2 separate regions of the Homo sapiens genome follow, and region 2 is linked to region 1. A link is a loop called in an ENCODE intact Hi-C map of the cell type or tissue named here. Cell type or tissue: A673. All regions are shown on one strand. Links, peaks and the distances in the headings refer to the core of each region. The heading gives the core; the rest is flanking DNA. Region 1 has its middle 14 kb from the start of RNF175. Region 2 overlaps LOC101927947 (a long non-coding RNA gene).

Region 1 (9,077 bases), core at 665-8,664:
CTGGATTATTGAACAGTTTGATTTTTGCCTATGAAACACATTGCACAAATACAAATTAATTTATTAACTCAGCAACTATTTATTGAGCACAAACTATTGACATTGGCTTATTCATTCAATAAATATGCATTGAGTGCTTACCACATGCCAGACACTGGTCTAGATGGTGGGTACACAATGATTCTGCCATCCTTCAGCTTGTATTCCACAGGGATTGTGTTAGGCACTGGTAATACAGCAATGAATCATTCCCAAAAGGAACTCATAATCCAATAAGGAAGAGAGGCATGCAAACAACTCCAATGCTCTATGTTAAGAGGGAGATGTGTACATGCACCAGGGATGACTTAGAAGAGAGAGTGGTTCACTTGAGTTGAAAATAGAATGTTGGGTTTAAGTTGAGATTAGGATCTGGGTAAAGGTACTTATAAGAAGAGAATTTTTAATAAGTTGAACCAGAATATCTTCTATTAAGACAGAGCCTTAGAAATTAAGTATCATCAGTTTTACATATTGACCAATCAACAATGATATTGTGCAATATTATGCTGAAGCTATTGCCCTAGATGCTACAAATAAATCTAGCATAAGACCCACAGATTTTAGAGTAAATAACATTAAAAAATTCTCAACTTGCAAAATGATTAAATACATTATTGCTCAGAAACAAATAGTAACTAAACATAATAAAACAAAATACTTTAAAATGCACTCCATTACTGTCCAGAGAGTGATACAGAGAGGTAAGTGCTAAAAAAGTTCAATTAATAAAGGTATCAGTTAATGCAGATAGTGTTAGAAGGACAAATCAAAGAATCTGTCTCAAGATGTTCCAATTCAGAGTAGTAATAACCATTAATTTGTCATTTTATGTTATGAAATGAGAAAAGCACTAGAGCTTGGTGTAACTGGTACAAAATTTTCTACAGCTGTATCATCTAAAGTATATCAAGATAAACCACTTAACAGACTAGAAGCTGCAGTAAAAGTGTCAAGTTCATTGGCGTAGCTTTCGAAATTCAGAGAGACCTAGGCAAGTCAATAGTTTCTTCAAGCCTCAGTCTTCTCATCTATAAATAATTAAGAACTATTACTCAGTAAGTTATGCCTAAGCTTGATACATTCTCATCTCCTTTCCATCTTCTATGTTGAAGCATAATTCTCAGAGCTTGTTTCTGTGTTTGAAGACACACACAGCAGGAAGGGGCGCTAGTCTGCATCTGTTCTTCCCCACTACCAGTGCTCCACACACCGTCTTCTTGGTACACTGGGTTTTTCAAGGCCTGAATGGTAGCAGTTCAAGCAGGCAAGAGGAAGAATGAGATCACAAATATTATCTACTTCTCTCTTCTCCCAAAGAGACTTTTCCACCCCCAAAAGAAGACTCAGGCATTTTTGTGCTGCCCTCTTCTCCCTTGGCTTCCCTAAGAAGCATCAGGGTTCCAGTCTGCAACAATCAAAGTGCTGAGAGTCAGTTCCATTACTCAGCAACCTTACACTGAGTACTCAGTATGTGCAAGGCACTGTCCCAGGTGCCGGGATTCCAATGATGACCAACACACCACGGCTAGCCTTCAAGAAGCTCATGATCTAATGTAACAAACACATGTGATGGACAATAGTAACTGAGACCCAAACCTCCCCAGACACCCCTAAACACAGTCTTCCTGGGCCCCATTTGTTCTTACGGGTACCAGTAAGTTCACATTTAAAATAACACTAAAAATCAAAATCTCCAGGCCCAGAAAGTTTCACTGGAGAATTTTACCAAACATTTAAAAAAGAACTAATGCCAATTTTACACAATCTCTTCCAGAAAATAGAAGAGGAAGGGACGCCTCCCAACTCGTCTTATAAGACTAGTATAGCCCTAACACTTAAACCAGACAAAGACAGCACACGCAAAAAAGAAAACTACAAATCAGTATCTCCTGTTAACTTAGACATGAAAATCTTCAACAAAATGTTAGCAAACCAAATCCAGCAATACATAAAAAGAATAATATACTATAACCATGCTGGTTTATTTAAGGTATGCAAGCCTGGTACAATATTCAAAAATTAATTCATGTAATCTACTATATCAACAGGCTAAAGAAAAAAATCATGATCATATTAATTGATGTGATAAAAAAGCATATAAAATTCAATATTCATTCATGATAAAATCTGTCAGCAAACTAAGAATATAGGGGAACTTCCTTAACCTCAAAGAGCATCTACCAACAATCCTACAGTTAATATCATACTTAATGGTAAATGACTGAGTGCTTTCATTCTAAGATCAAGAACAAGGCAAGGGTGTCCACTCTCTCCATTCTTATTCAACATCATATTGGAAGTTCTAGACAGTCAAATGAGGCAAGGAAAAGAAACAACTGACATACAAACTGGGTTAAAAAAATAAAACATTGTCTATTTACAAATACAATTATCTACATTTTAAAAATCCCAACGAATCTACAAAACACTGAGAACTAATAAGTGAGTTGGGTAAGGTCACAGGATACAAGATTGACACTCGAAAGTGACTGCATTTACACATACCAACAAGTTGTTTTGTTGTTAGTATAAAACACTATAACCATTTAGAATTGCTCCAAAGAAAATAAAATACTTAGGTATAAATCTAACAGTGTATGTACAGGTTCTATATTTTGATAAATCCAAAATGCTGATGAAAGACATCAAGGACGACCTAAATAATTGGAGAGATATGCTATCTTCATAGATTTGAAGACTTAATATAGTAAAGATATCAATTCTCCCCAAACTGACTGACAGATTTAAAGCAATTCCTATCAAAATCTCAGCAAGCTTTTTGTAAACATGGGTAATCTTATTGTAAAATATATATTAAAATAAAAATGCTCTAAACTAGCCAAAATTATTTTGAAAAATAATATAGTGGGAGAAATCATTCCTCCCATGTTAAGGCTTACTATATAGCTACAGTAATCAGGACAGTGTGGAGGACAGACACAGATCAGTGGAATAGAACAGAGAATCCAGAAATGAATCCAGACAAATATACTCGAATAACTTTTGACAAAGATGTGAATGCAATTCAATGAAGTAGAAATCCTCTTTTCAACAAATGGTGCTGGAGCAATTGGCTATCCCACAGGCAAATAAAAAAATTAAAAATCTAAATCTAACATTGCACACAAAAGTTAACTCAAATGAACCATTAACTTAAGTGTAAAATAGAAAACTATAAAAGTTTTTGAAAAATAAGACAAACTTATCTTTTCAAGACCTAGAACGTGGCAAAGAGTTCTTAGATTTGATACCAAAAGTACAATCCACAAAAGGAAAAATGAATAAATTGAACCTCATAAAAAGGTAAAACTTTGGCTATGTAAAAGGCCCTGTTAAGAGGGTAAAAAAACAAGTTACAGATTAGGAATAAAAGACTTGTATCTAGAATATATAAAGAACCCACAAAACTTAACAGTAAAAAAATCAAACAAAGCACTTAGAAAATGAGCAAAGCATGTACAGACATTTCATGGAAGAGGATGTACGTATGGTTGTGATGGTGTCTGCCATAGGCATGGGAGGAGGAAGTGGTAGCTATATCCTGGATACTTGCCATCCAGGTCCTATGGGACAAAGGAGGTTTTCTTATAGTGCCTCCATAATGGACAAAGCTTTGTGTTTAGGGTGCCATTAAAGTGGGAATTCCAAAAACAGGAAAAGAAAAAAGCACTTAATTTTTTGTTTTCTCAAAAAAATCATCAAAATAGTCATCATGAGACAAAACCAGATAATTGTGTACTTCTTTATATTTTTAAAACTAAGTTAATGGGTTTTGGTGTTTTTGTTTGTTTATGGAATAAAAATATGGGAATGGTGTGGGGAGGTCATAATAATCTTTTGAGTGTTTTGAACTTCTAACAATTTTAACACTCATTGATGAAAGTGAAAAGCAGGGCAGGGCTCCGAGTAAAGCATGGTCTCTATTACATTTCCTGGTCTAACACCATTAAACACTTGTCCTACAGAGGATTAGAATGTGTGCATTGGCTCACAGAGATGCAAGGCTAGAAAAGAAAAATTAAACAAAACTATCCCCAAACCAGTAAAGTTACCCTCTGCCCATCAAAGCCAGACAGATGACCAATATGAATCCTTTATGATATAAGGAGTTATGTGGGCAAAGAAGAAGGTAGGATGGATGTGCTGATAAAGGACAAAGTAGAGAAAATAGACAATTCAACAATAATAGTTGGAGACTTCAAGACCATACTTTCAATAATGGAAAGAACAAATGAGAGCAGAAGATCAATGAGGAAATAGAAGACTCGAATGATACTATCAGCCAACTTTTCTCAAGTTGTTATATAAATGGGCCAAAGATGGTCTCTGTATATTGGCCCTCATGTTGTTTACTTCTTCACAAGAGGCTGGGACCAGTAGTTGAAAGCCCACCAGGACCACACTAAATTCTTACATCTAATTGCCTTAAATATATCCTAAATAAGTATACTTTTTACCATTTAGTGCCTATCCTGTTTTGCATGCCCTGCAGTTTTGCAAAACAGGATAGGCTCTAAATGTAGGCCCACATCTGCTTGTCATAGATAAGACAAACTCTGTGGCTAGAAAAGACCCCACCCAATACTGCCCTTCAAAGCCATCTGATCCGAAACTCTCCACCTTGCTGCTGAGTGACATCACCTAGACACATGAGCCCCGCCTCCAATTCCCCTCTCCTCTAGGAGTTCCCTTACCCTTTTCCCCTTTTGGATGGTGGCCCTGTCTCTGGAAGGTCTCCTGCTGTGAGAGACTTCCCCTCTCCTGCAACCCTGTTCAAATACCACCAAAAAAGCTTACTGTACAACACTGCCATCTTGTGCTCCTGTCTTTCCTTGATTAGCCCCCAAATCCTTGAACTTACCACACAAGTGCAACTGGAGAATTCCCCAGGATACACCACATTAGGCTGTATAACAAGCCTCAATAAACTTAGAAGGACTTTATAAACCCACACAAAGTATGCTCTCCAATCACGACGAAATGGAATTAGAAATAAATAACAGAAGGAAATTTGAAGAACTCACAAAGATACAGAAATTAAACAACACATTCCTAAATGTGTTTGACATTTACGTGAATGAAAACAAAAACCCAACAAAGCCAAAATGTATAGGATGCAGCTAAAGCAATGCTCAGAGGGAAATAGCTGCAAATGCCTATATTTAAAAAGAAAAAAGATCTTAAAGCAATAATCTCACCTTCTACCTTAAAAAATAAGAGTAAACTAAGCCCAAAGCAAGCAGAGGAAATGAAATTGTAAAGATTATAACAGATGTAAATAAAATTGAGAATAGGAAAATAATAGACAAAATCAATGAAAAGTTTATTCTTTTAAAAGATCAATAAAATTGACAAAACTTTAGCTAGTTTGACCAAAATAAAAAGAGAGAAAACCCAAATTACTAAAATCAGGGATGAAAGTGGACTATTACTACCAACCTTTCAGAAATAAAAGAGATTATAAGACAATACAATAAACAATTATATGCCAAAAAATTGGATAACCTAGACAAAATTGACAAATTCTTAGAAAGACACAAAATTTCAAAACTGACTCAAGAGCAAGTAGAAAATCTTTATAGACCTACAACAATGAAAGAGATTGAATCAGTAATCAAAAAACTTCCCACAAAGAAAAGTTCAGGCCCAGATGGTTTCACTGGTGAATTCCAAACATTTAAGGAAGAATTAACATCAGTCATTCACAAATTTTGCAAAAAAAAAAAAAAAAACAGAAGAGGAGGGAACACTTCCCAAGTTATTCTATGAGGCCAAAATTAACCTGATACCAAAACCAGAAAAAGAAATCACAAGGAAGGAAAACTGTAGACCAATATTCCTTATGAACATAGATGCAAATATCCTTAACAATGAAGCTGCATATTAAAAGAATTATACAACATGATCAAGTGGCATTCATCCCAGGAATGCCAGGTTGATTTATCATATAAAGAACAATCAATGTAAGACACTATATTCATGGAATAAGAGAGCAAAATCACATGACTATATCAACGGATGCTGAAAAGCACTTGAAAAAATCCAGTATCTTTTCAGATAATAACACTCAGTAAACTAGCAATAAAAAGGAACTTCCTCAACCGGATAAAGCCATCTACATAAATCTCATAGTTAACATCATACTTAATGGTGAATGGCTGAATACTTTCCCTTTACGATCAGGAAGATACAAGTAGGTACACTCTCACCACTCTTATTCAATATAGTACTAGAAGTTCTGGGCAACACAGTATGGAAAAAAGAGAAACGAAAAAAATGAAAGAAGGAGGCAGAAGAGAGGAAAGAGAGAGAGCATGAGAATCCAGATTGGAAAGGAAGAAGTAAAACAACTACTTCTATTCACAGAAAACATGATTTATATATAAAAAATTCTAAGGAAGCCACTGAAAATCTACTACAACTAATAGGAGTTCAGCAAGTTTACAAGATACATAATCAATATGCAAAAATCAAATGTATTTCTATAGCAATCAACAATACAAAAATAAAATTAAGAAAACAACTCTACTCTAGCATTAAAAAGAATAAAATAATTAGGAATAAGTTTAACAAATGAAAAGTGTAAACTTGCAAACTGAAAACTACAAAACATAATTGAAATAAATTTTAAAACTAAATAAATAGAAAAGCATCCCACATTCCTGAATTGGAAGACTTAGTATTAATACAGTGATATTCCCAAATTGGTCCATAGATTCAAAATAATCTTATCAATATTCTAGCTGCCTTTTTGGCAGAAACTGACAAACTGATTCTAAAATTCTTATGATAACTCAAGGCACCAGGAATAGCTAAGAAAATCTTGCAAAAGAAGAACAAAGTTGGTGGGAGGGGAGGAGAAAGAGCAAAGTTGGATGACTCACACTTTCCTTTTTTAACATTTAATACAAAGCCACAATAATCAACACACTGTGGTACTGACATAAGGATTGGCATATAAACTGATAAAATTGAATTGAGAGTTCCAAAATAAACCATTATATTATGATCAATTGATTTTTCACAAGGGTGCCAAGACAGGAATTCAATGGGGAAAGAATAGTCTTTACAACAAATAACAAATGGTGCCAGGACAACTGGATAGCCACATGAGGGAAAAAAAAAAAAAAAAGAAAGAAAGAAACTAAAATGAACTTGGACCCCTACCTCACACCAAATATAAAAACTGATCCAAACTCGGCCAGGCACGGTGACTCATGCCTGTAGTCCCAGCACTTTGGGAGGCTGAGGTGGGTGGATCACCTGAGGTCAGGAGATCGAGACCATCCTGGCCAAGATGGTGAAACCCCATCTCTACTAAAAAAATACAAAAATGAGCCAGGCATCACGGCAGCTGCCTGTAATCCTAGCTACTTGGGAGGCTGAGGCATAAGAATCCCTTGAACCCAGGAGGCAGAGGTTGCAGTGAGCTGAGATCACGCCACTGCACTCCAGCCTGCGTGACAGAGTGAGACTTTGTCTCAAAAACAAAAAAAATTGATTCAAACTCAATCAAAGACCTAAATCTAAGAACTAAAATTATAAACTCTTAGAAGAAACACAGGAATAATTCTTCATGACCCCGGATTAGGCAATGGTTTTTTAGACATGACACCAAAAGAACACATGAGTAAATTTCAAATTTTCATGTTTTGAAAGTTTTATCAAAAAAATGAAAAGACAACCCAAAGAATGAGAAAAAAATTTGCAAAGCATATATCTAACAAAAGACTGTCACATAGAATATATAAAGAACACTTAAAATTCAACAATAAAATAACTAATAACTCAATTTAAAAATGGACAAAGGAACTGAATAGACTCTTCTCCAGAGATATTCAAACGGTCAACCTGGGCAACACAGCAAGACCTCGTCTCTATAAAAAAACTAAGAATTAGCCAGGCATGGTGGCACATGCCTGTAGTCCTAGCTACTGGGGAGGCTGAGGCAAGAGAAATCACTGTCACACCCTGCACTCCAGCCCGGGCAACAAAGTGAGACCTTGTCTCAAAAAACAAAAACAAAAAAAAAAGATATTCAAATGGCCAATAATCACACAAAAAGATGCTTGGTATTATTAGTCTCTAGGAAAATATTTAATACAAATCAAAGCCACAATGAGATATGACTTTATGCCCACCAGAATGGCCAGAGTCAAAAAGTCAGATCATAACTGTTGGTGAGAATGTGAAGTAATCAGAACCCACATACATTGCTAGTGGGTTTGTAAAATGATGCAGCTACACCGGAAAACAGTTTAGCAGTTCTTCAAAATCTTAAATGTAGAGTTACCATATGAACCAACGGCTGCACTTGTAGAGATATACTCAAGAGAATTAAAAACATATATTCACAAAACATTTGTATATGTATTTTCATAGCATCATTATTCATAATAACCAAAATGTGAAAAAAACTCAAAAGTCTATCAATTGATGAGTGGATAGAATGTAGTATATCTATATAATGAAATATTATTCAATTATAAAAAGGAATGAAGTACTGATACATACTACAACATGGATGAACCTTGAAATAATTATGCTATGAAGCCAAGCACAAAGACTTCTTGTATGATGCTATTTATACATAACGTTTATTACAAACCATAGAGACAGAAAGTAGACTCGTGGTTGCCAGGGGATAGAAGAAGGGGGAAATGGGGAGTGACTGCTAATGAATATAAGGTTTCTTTTTTGGGTGATAAAAATGTTCTGGAATTAGATAGTGGTGATAGTCATTTTGTGAATATACTAAAAAAACATAGAATCAAACTGTTTTAAAAAGGCTGAATCATAAAGTATATAAATTATACCTCAAGCCTGTTTTTTTTTTCAAAGGCAGATGTTCCAAGATCACAGAGTTAGAGTATATTATAATTAAGACTTGAGGCCAAATGTGTTTGATCCTAAATCCCACTGTCTTAACTACCAACTATATTCCTGGACCTCCTTCCTTTCTCACATTATAGACTTCCTAGGAAATGTTATTCACTCCTGGAAAGTTTGCCACTGTCGAAAACTAAATCTCTAAT
Region 2 (9,077 bases), core at 720-8,719, 250 kb before region 1:
AAGCAGGTGATAGCTATGCCTTCTCCAAGGATGAGTTTTTGGTGAGGAATGCAATGCCCTCACTGACAGTGGTTCCTCTGGAAAGTTCTGGATCCATATTCAGAAGGTCTGCTTTAGATCATATAATAGTTCTATTTTTAATTTTTTAAGGAAACTTCATACTGTTTTTCAGAGTGGCTATGCCATTTTACATTCCCACCAACAGTGGACAAGGGTTCTAAAATCCTAACAGGTGTGAGGGGATATCTCATTTCAGTTTTGATTTGCATTTCCTTAATGATTATTGAGGTTGAGCACCTTTTCATATACCTGTTAGCTATTTGTATCTCTTCTTTGGGAAATGTCTATTCAAATCCTTTATCCATTTTAAAAACTGGTTATCTGGATTTTGGTGGGTTTTCTCCTCTATTTTCTTTCTTTCTTTCTTTCTTCTTTTTTTTTTTTTTTTTTTTTTTTTTTTTTTTTGCTATTTTGTTGAGGAAGTTCCTTATATATTTCAGAGACTAACCCGTTATCAGATATATGGTTTTCAAATATTTTCTCCCATTCTTTGGGTTTCCTTCTCAGCCTGTTGACAGTTTTCCTTGCTGTGCAGAAGCTTTTCACTCCTGGGTATATATCTCCAAAATCTGAAATCAGGATCTCAAAGAGATATTTGCACTCCTAGATTCATTGCAGCATAATTCACAATAGCCAAGATGTGGAGTCAACCCAAATGTCCATCAACAGATGAGTGAGTAAAGAATATGTGGTATATTCATAAAATGGAATATTATTTAGCCTTTATAAAAGAAGGAAATCCTGCCATATGCTACAACATGGATCAACCAGGAAGACATTATGCTAAGTGAAATAAACCAGACACGAACGATGAATACTGTATGATTCCACTGAAATGATATATCTAAAATTGTCAAAGTCATAGAAGCTGAGAGTAAAATGGTTGTTCAGGGGCTCAGGGAAGGGGGAAATAGGGAGTTGCTGTTCAACGGGTATAAAATTTCAAGTTATGCAAAATGAATAAGATCTACAAGTCTGTTGTACAATGTAGTACCTGTAGTTAACAGTACAATTCTGTGCACTTAAAAATGTTTTAAGAGGGTAGATCTCATGTTAAGCATTTTTACCACACACATACCCCCACAGACAAAGCAAAGGGACACAAGAAAATTTTGGGAGGTGATGTGTGTGTATATATATATATATATATATAACTTTGATTTCAGTGATGGTATGATGGGTGTATGCCTATGTCCAAACTCAGCAAATTATATACATTAAATATGTGAAGTATTTTTGTATATCAAATATACTCAACACTACAACATGAATGAACCTGGAGGACATTATGCTAAGTGAAATAAGCCAGACACAGAAAGACTACCACTACACGATTCCGCTTAAATAATATATCTAAAATAGTCTAAGTGAGGGGTAGAATGGCATAATAAAACAGCCTTATTTTGTGGTAGAAATCCTAGAAGGACAGGGTAGAGATAAAGAACAATGGATTGTACTTCTGTGGCTGAGGGAGGAGGTGGTTGAGGGTAAGAAAACAGCAGCAAACGAAGCTCATCAATAGAGGTTATGCAGAGAGAATGGCTCTGGAATGAAAGAAAGCATGGAAGAAGAAAAAGCAGTTACTTACCTTGGGGAGAAGAAGAGAGTTGTGAGGAGGCTTTCACTGGTAGGAGCCTACAAAACTGAAAAGAAGAAAAGAAAATGAGTGAGAAGTAGCAAAAGGAACAGAATAAGGAGGAGATGGTGACAGCTTGACATGATTTGTGAAGCTTTCTAAGGAGTGATTGCCAGTCAGAGAAATCATGAAAATAAGAAGGTAAAGATGAACCAAATACAAAAGTTGCAGTGAAAGAGGAAATGAACAGTAGGAATGACAACAACAAAAACAACAACAACAACAGACAGATAATGAGAAGAAAAATAGAACATGGAGGATTCATCCAAGGAAGAGGTTGTTTTAAGCCACATGTTCAGGAAAAGGATGAATGATTGATAAAAACTCACAACCCTTAAGATTAGCTTCTGAGTCAAACTATCACTGAAGGTTCTTATTACTGCCTCATAAATGGCCATATTCATTTCACAGCTCTCGAAGGGCTCAGAACACATTCTTAAAGCATCTTAGAGCTACAGTCTGAGGGCTAACCATGACCAGCTTTTATTCAAAAGCTTCTATACTTACCATCTGCACAGCACTACTCTCATCTTTGCTAAACCCAAACGAGAAAAAAAGCTCTAGGATTAAGAAGAAAAAGTCATCTTAAACAGTTTTTGTTGAGCTAAGTGCCCACAACTCCTTCTCCCTGTTAGATTTTTATCACACGTTTAAAAGTCAGCGAGGAAAAGGTAAATGAAGATTTCTACAGAGAAAGGGGGAATAAACTACTTAAAGAAAGAAGCTCGCATTAGGATCTAGAGAACCTCATTTTGCAAATTCAAAATATTAAGCGATTTAGATATTATGACAAGTTGTTTCTGGGAAAAGAAAACCAACTCTATTTTTTATCCATATTCACTATACATTCTCTGTGCCCACCAAGGTAGACATAGTGAGAATCCATGGGGTGCATGAAGCTAATTCAGTGCTCCCTTGAGATTTGAATCTTTCCACAGACTTCCGCTGATGCTGTCATGAAATCTGTCACTTTCTCTCTTTTAAAATAGTGACACTAGTACCCTTTATTGATAATAATGATGATTCTTATATTTATTTGCCTTAACCAAAGGAGCAAAATGGCTTTATGATTGAGAAGAAAGCATAATGTTAAAGGGTATGCATAGAGCTACTCAATAATGGCTTTAGATGTTTAATGCAAATGATAGGCTTGTGCCAAGCCCATGACGGAGTGCTTATGGGATTGTTTCCTTCTCGTGGCGGGAGGAGACAGGACCTATCGCTGTTTCTTTCTGGAATGCGACTGATTTAGATGATTTACAAACTTTGCTCCATAGAAATGCCTCTCCCTCCGCGGGCGAGGCTCTTCCTCTCTCCCCCGTAATAGAAGGGACAAAACAAAAACAACAAAGCAGCCGGGGGCAGTGGCTCATGCCTGTAATCCCAGCACTTTGGGAGGCCAAGGCTGGGCAACATGGCAAAACCCCATCTCTACTAAAAATACAAAAATTAGCCAGGCGTGGTAGAGGTCAGGAGTTCGAGACCAGCCTGGGCAACATGGTGAAACCCCGTCTCTACTAAAAATACAAAAATCAGCCGGGTGTGGTGGCGGGCACCTGTATTCCCAGCTACTCGGGAGGCTGAGGCAGGAGAATTGCTTGAACCCAGGAGCCAGAGGTTGCAGTGAGCCGAGATTGCGCCAATGCATTCCAGCCTGGGTGACGAAGACAGACTCTGTCTCACAAAAAAACACAAACAACAACAAAACAGCCTGGTAGGAGCATTGCTGAAAGAAGGGAGAGAAGAATGGGGTTCCTACAGAGGTAGAAGTAAAAAAAAAAAAAGCCTTTGGGTTTCTGCAACTCCTCTCCCTCAGCACGAGCACACAGAACTCCAGCACCCGTCCCAATGCCCCTCTCACCGACCCCAGCCTGGCCCCTCCACTGCAGCAGGGCCAGTGCCCCCAGGGTCCCCTGAATGCAGCATAGGCCTTGTCATCTTTGCTTTGCTTTCCCAGATGCTGCCCAAGCCCCGTCTCCTCAGCACAGCATTTCCTGACCTTCCAAAGCACCATTCTCTCTTCCTTCCCTGAATTCCTTCTGCATCAAGTCTGACCTGAGTGCTTGGCTCTAAGTCTCATTGCCTTTTCTTTGACTCTAGTTCAGGGACATATGTTTTGCTGTCCCACTGAGACAGCAAGCTAGAAAGACCAGGAGGCATCTCATACTTTTGTTTTCCTCATGGCCTTAGCATAAGCCTCACTCAGGGATTCCTTGCTGAGTTGAATTGATTCAAACTGAACCATGAAGAGTAAAAGTACAGAAAATCAAACCCCTTCTGAGACAAAGATCTGACGTCTTCTGCTTTCCTGAGCATACAAAGAGGGTGAGAGGCTTTCCCACCAAAGTCCCCTCTGTTCAGATTTGGGGTCAAACTGTAGCACATGAGAAAGTGAGAAGTGGTTGAGAGAATGAGAGGTCCATATTGTTTTCCTCCTACCAAATAGGGACTTTTTTTTAGGTTAGTTTTTTGTTGTTGTTGTTTTTACAGAATCTCACTTACTCTGCCACCCAGACTGGAGTGCAATGGCACGATCTTGGCTCACTGCAACCCCTGTCTCCCAGGTTCAAGTGACTCTCCTGCCTCAGCCTCCCAAGTAGCTGGGATTACAGCCGCCACTACCACACCTGGCTAATTTTTGTATTTTTAGTAGAGACGGGGTTTTGCCATGTTGCCCAGGCTGGTCTCGAACTCCTGACCTCAAGTGATCCACCCACCTTGGGCTCCCAAAGTGCTGAGATTACAGGTGTGAACCACCGCGCCTGGCCGGGGCTTTCTTCTTTCTTTGTTACCTCTTAATTTTTAAAATGGCCTGCTAGCCGGTCATGGCAGCAAGGGCCTATGGGCCCAGCTCTGCGGGAAGCTGAAGTGGAAAGATTCCATGAGCCCAGGGCTTGGAGTTCAGCCTGGGCTGCACAGTAAGGCCCCATCTGTTTAAAACACATTGCCTATAATTTTGGAGGAAAACACAAGAATGTGAGGTTTATTAAAGCCAATTTCTGAGCCTTAGACATCTTGTTCTTGTCTATGCATTAATTATGAATTTACTAAAAATATATTGTTACTGAAATGGCAAAAGTTCCCGTGTTCCCCTCGCAGGGCACGTGATGGGGGTGTGGCTCACTTCTTCAGTGCCCTGCTGCTCAAACCTCTAGGGGGAGCATACAGATCGGCAGTGGGGGCAGTGTCTAGGGCTGAATGTTTACAGCTGAAGCCCCAGTGGGCATGTATTACAGGGTGCTCTTTTAGTTTAGCCATCGTAGGTGGCTTGTGATAGCTCAGTTAGACCCCCCTGCCTTATCACAAGAACAGAGGGCTTTCTGTATCCCGGGGTTCTTGCCTTGGTGTACGGGAAGAATCAGATCACACGTGGGCTTGGAGAATGAGCGCAAGGTTTTATTGAGTGGAAGTAGCTCTCAGCAGATGGGGGAGCCAGAAGAGAGATGGTTTTCCCCTGGAGTCGGGCTGCTTGGCGCCCGGGCTCTCCTCCAACTGCCCCGGCCAAACTCCACGTCGTTCTGCCAGTCGGTGACCTGCTGGTGTGCTGGTGCCTGTCGGTGCGTTCCTCTCAATGTCCAGCCGCCCACGTGTGCCTCTGCTGAAATGCTCCTCTCCACGTCCAGCCTCCTGTGTGTCTGGCTGCTAGCGTCTCAGGGATTTTATAGGCACAGGATGGGGGAGTGGCAGGCCAGGGTGGTCTTGGGAAATGCAACATTTGGGCAGGAAAACAAAAATGCCTGTTTTCACCTAGGTCCATGGGCACAGGCCCAGGGCTGGAGCCCTAGCCAGGGACCATGCTCTTCCCCGCTTCCCTATCATTTAAAGGGACCACGCCCTTCTCTTCCCAGCACTTTCCTTCCCCATTCCGCATCATTGCTGAGTGGCTGCATTGTGCGTTATGATAGCTGCTGGGTGTCCACTGATGAACAAAAGACACCTGGTTGTTATCTTCATGGAGCCTGTACTTTAAAGAAGTTAACACATACATATAACAAAATACAAGTGGATAGATTGTATAATGTGTGAATTATATATCAATATGACCATTACAAAAATAGAGACTACAGAGAGCAGCCTTTTTAAGTAGAGTGGTCAGGGGCACCTATTTTCACTGTGTTCTAACTAAGTGTGCATGCACAACAATTATCACCTGCATATCCTCACATGATACCCTGCACGCAGTAGGTGATTTTTAACACGTCTGTGGTCCAGATGAAGAATGCTGAGGCAGGGCTGGACTTTCTTACTTGAAGATTCTGGAGAACACAAAGAGACACGAAGCATTTAGCTGCCACCTTCCATCACAGATGTTCCTGTGGCATGTTAACTTGTAACTGGATTGGCTTCTCCAGAGCCCATCCCTTTCCCCCTCTTTCTGGGGGTACCTTTAATCTCCAAGTGCTTCATTTTCCACTTTGGTGAGTCACCCAGCCAGAGGATGGAGAACGTAAGTCATTACTTTCTTCATCTTTGCAGATAATTTGATACCGTCCTTTTGAATGTTTCTTCTGTATTTAAATCTTGGCAAGGGCCTGCTACATTGTTTGCAATTCTTCTATTCTCATTGCCAGCTTTTTCTGGAAAAAGTCAAAAAGTACGATGCAGGACACATCAAGCCACAACCACTTGGCTCCCTGGTGGTATAGGGTTTTCCCCATTCTCCTGCCGCCCTCATTGGCTCCCAGCTCTCGCTCTTTGCTTCTGAGGACACTTCCTGGAGACTCTCCCCGGGTACATAGTCTCTTGCTGAGGCTGCTTGAGAACATGCTAATCCCTTTCCTCTTTCACACCCCCAAAATTAAACATTCCACAAAAACTCTTCTTCAAGGTGAGACTGATTGGCTTAACCTCTGACAGGTTTTCTACTTGTGTTGACGTGAGTGACAGAGAAAAATTAGATGTTCTCCAACAGGCTCTCTAAGAACACAAAGAAAGGAAGCCCCTTAATCTAAACCAGCCCAGAATTCCAATGGTCCTGCACCCCACACATTGTTAGAGCTAGCTCCTCTAATAACAAGGGGGAGTTGTTGAACTTCCAAAAGATAAATTAAGTTACCATTCGCTGCCCAGTGCAGCAGTTAGGGGAGTTTTCCCAACTGATCCAAGCCAATCCTTATGTAAAATGAGAGTTATTTACCAACATTCAACAGTAACTACATTAAAATATAAGCCTTGGCCCTTGAGTCAGAGTAAAATTGTTTCCTTGACATTTGGGTTTGAATGTTTTCAATATATTAAAAAAGACTCTACAGTAAAATATTGACACTGTATTTGTCAGCTTCATGTCAGTCCCTGAAATATTTCCTCTGAATAAACAGTTTGTCACAGATTTATTTGTAGGTGGCATTAGATTTTTATTCTCTAGTGCATCCATTGAACATCAGGAAACATTTCCCAAATATAAGAGACTAGTATGTTATGAAAACAGAAAACAAAATGGGGAGTTTAGACTATCCCTAAATCAAATGCCAAACATGTAATTGAATAGCCTATTTGATTCAATTACTGCAAAAAGGGTTGCATCAACAATTCAGCAATTCAGTCATGGGTTTGGTAATGAACTTGAAAATGTTCAGTTTTTTTATACTGCCCAGGCATAACCAAAAGATATGTCTTTTCAGTATAGATTTATGAAGACCCAGCAGTTATGATATTAATATAAGCACAGTAGGGAGCCAAATCAGGGAGTTAGGTACCCAAGTGGATTTTCTTTTTCTTATCAGTTTTGGAATTTGACATAATAATCAGGTTAGGTGATTTGATCAGTTACAAGTTTGTCTCCTTGACTGTTCTTTCCAGTCCTAACCCCAGGAACATGGAGCTGCTGTATGTAGTGACTTGACCGAAGGCTACGTGTTTTGTCGCCTAAAGGTATGCCTTATATTTTTTGAAAACCAAGTATGTAGCAGTGATCATTGAGCCAGTACAGTCTTGGTTATTGCTTTCAGTCTCAGGTCAACAGAATCTTTATCCTTGCCTCACCTACAATTCAGAGCAAGCAAAGAAAAGACTGAACTGCAGGTGCCAAAATATGAATGGAGAGCATACCAATGGCAGTCGTTGCTCTCCAGGATTTAGGTCCTATTTTCTCTAAATACAACTTGGGTCATATTTTTTCTCTGTTAAAATATTGGATTGTGTGAGTTGGGCACTGTGGCTCACGCTTGTAATCCCAGCACTTTGGGAGGCTGAGGTGGGTGGATCATGAGGTCAGGAGTTCGAGACCAGCCTGACCAACATGGTGAAATCCCGTCTCTCCTAAAAATACAAAAACATTAGCCAGGTGTGGTGGCACACGTCTTTAATCCCAGCTACTCAGGAGGCTGAGGCAGGAGAATTGCTTGAATCTGGGACGTGGAGTTTGCAGTGAGCCGAGATTGTGCCGCTGCACTCCAGCCTGGGTGACAGAGTGAGACTCCGTCTCAAAAAAAAAAAAAAAAAAAAATATATATATATATATATATATATATGATTGTGTCGTGGGTTGAACTGTATTCCCTCAAAAACTATGTTGAAGACTGAACCCCTGGTACCTGTGAATGTGACCTCATTTGAAATAGGGGTTCTGCAGATGTAATCTCATTAAGGTGAGGACATACTGGATTGGGATGGGCCTTAATCCAATGACTAGTGCTCTTATAATGAGAGGAAAATGTAGATGCACAGACATAAAAGAAAGAAGCCCACATGAAGGCAGAAGCAGACACTGGAGTGATCATCTACAAGCCAAGGAATGCCAAGGATTTTCTAAAAACATGAGAAGCAAAAAGAAGCAAGGAAGGATCCTGGAGCCTTCAGAGAGAACATGGCCCTGCCCATACCTTGAGTGTAGACTTCTAGCCGCCAGAACTGTAAGGGTATACTTCTGTTGTTAGAAGTACATGGTACTTTGTTCTGGCAGCCCTTGGAAACTAATACACTGTGATTTTCATTTTTTCTTCCATTTCAATTACTTACTGTCTAAATTTCCCACTTTTTACTTCTACAGTGTCTGTCCATCAGGATTTGAAGGTTATATGTTTATTTAAAAATGTATTTTGGGGCCGGGTGCAGTGGCTCATGCCTGTAATCCCAGCACTTTGGGAGGCCGTGGCAGGCAGATTACCTGAGGTCGGGAGTTTGAGACCAGCCTGACCAACATGGAGAAAACCCGTCCCTACTAAAAATACAAAATTAGCTGGATGTGGTGGCACATGCCTGTAATCCCAGCTACTCGGGAGGCTAAGGCAGCAGAATCGCTTGAACCGGGAAGGCGGAGATTGCAGTGAGCTGAGATTGCGCCATTGCACTCCAGCCTGGGCAACAAGAGCAAAATTCCGCCTCAAAGAAAAAAAAATGTATTTGGGAAATGGCAGGATTAGTTGATGACTTTGCAGTGTAA

What was found. A loop is a pair of places that touch in the nucleus more often than their neighbours do. Peaks named below come from ENCODE experiments on the same cell type or tissue, not always from the same donor. Only the 100,000 strongest peaks of a DNase experiment are listed, where the experiment ranks them.
Region 2: it touches region 1 in a loop (3-fold over the local background); 18 of 110 quality-filtered maps call a loop at or near these places.

The regions. Positions count from the first base shown.
Region 1 is chr4:153,769,081-153,778,157 of GRCh38, reverse strand. No RefSeq gene overlaps it. Among named protein-coding and RNA genes, the nearest start is that of RNF175, 14 kb to the right of the region's middle. RefSeq lists an enhancer at 6,671-6,840. In A673, for the core only: a CTCF peak has its summit at 4,855 (motif pointing left); no DNase peak of the experiment used is centred there.
Region 2 is chr4:154,020,051-154,029,127 of GRCh38, reverse strand. LOC101927947 (a long non-coding RNA gene) reads right to left here. Exons shown (of 15, transcript XR_007058336.1): 9 at 1,649-1,703. Among named protein-coding and RNA genes, the nearest start is that of SFRP2, 240 kb to the right of the region's middle. RefSeq lists enhancers at 4,754-5,274, 5,275-5,796. In A673, for the core only: a CTCF peak has its summit at 4,832; no DNase peak of the experiment used is centred there.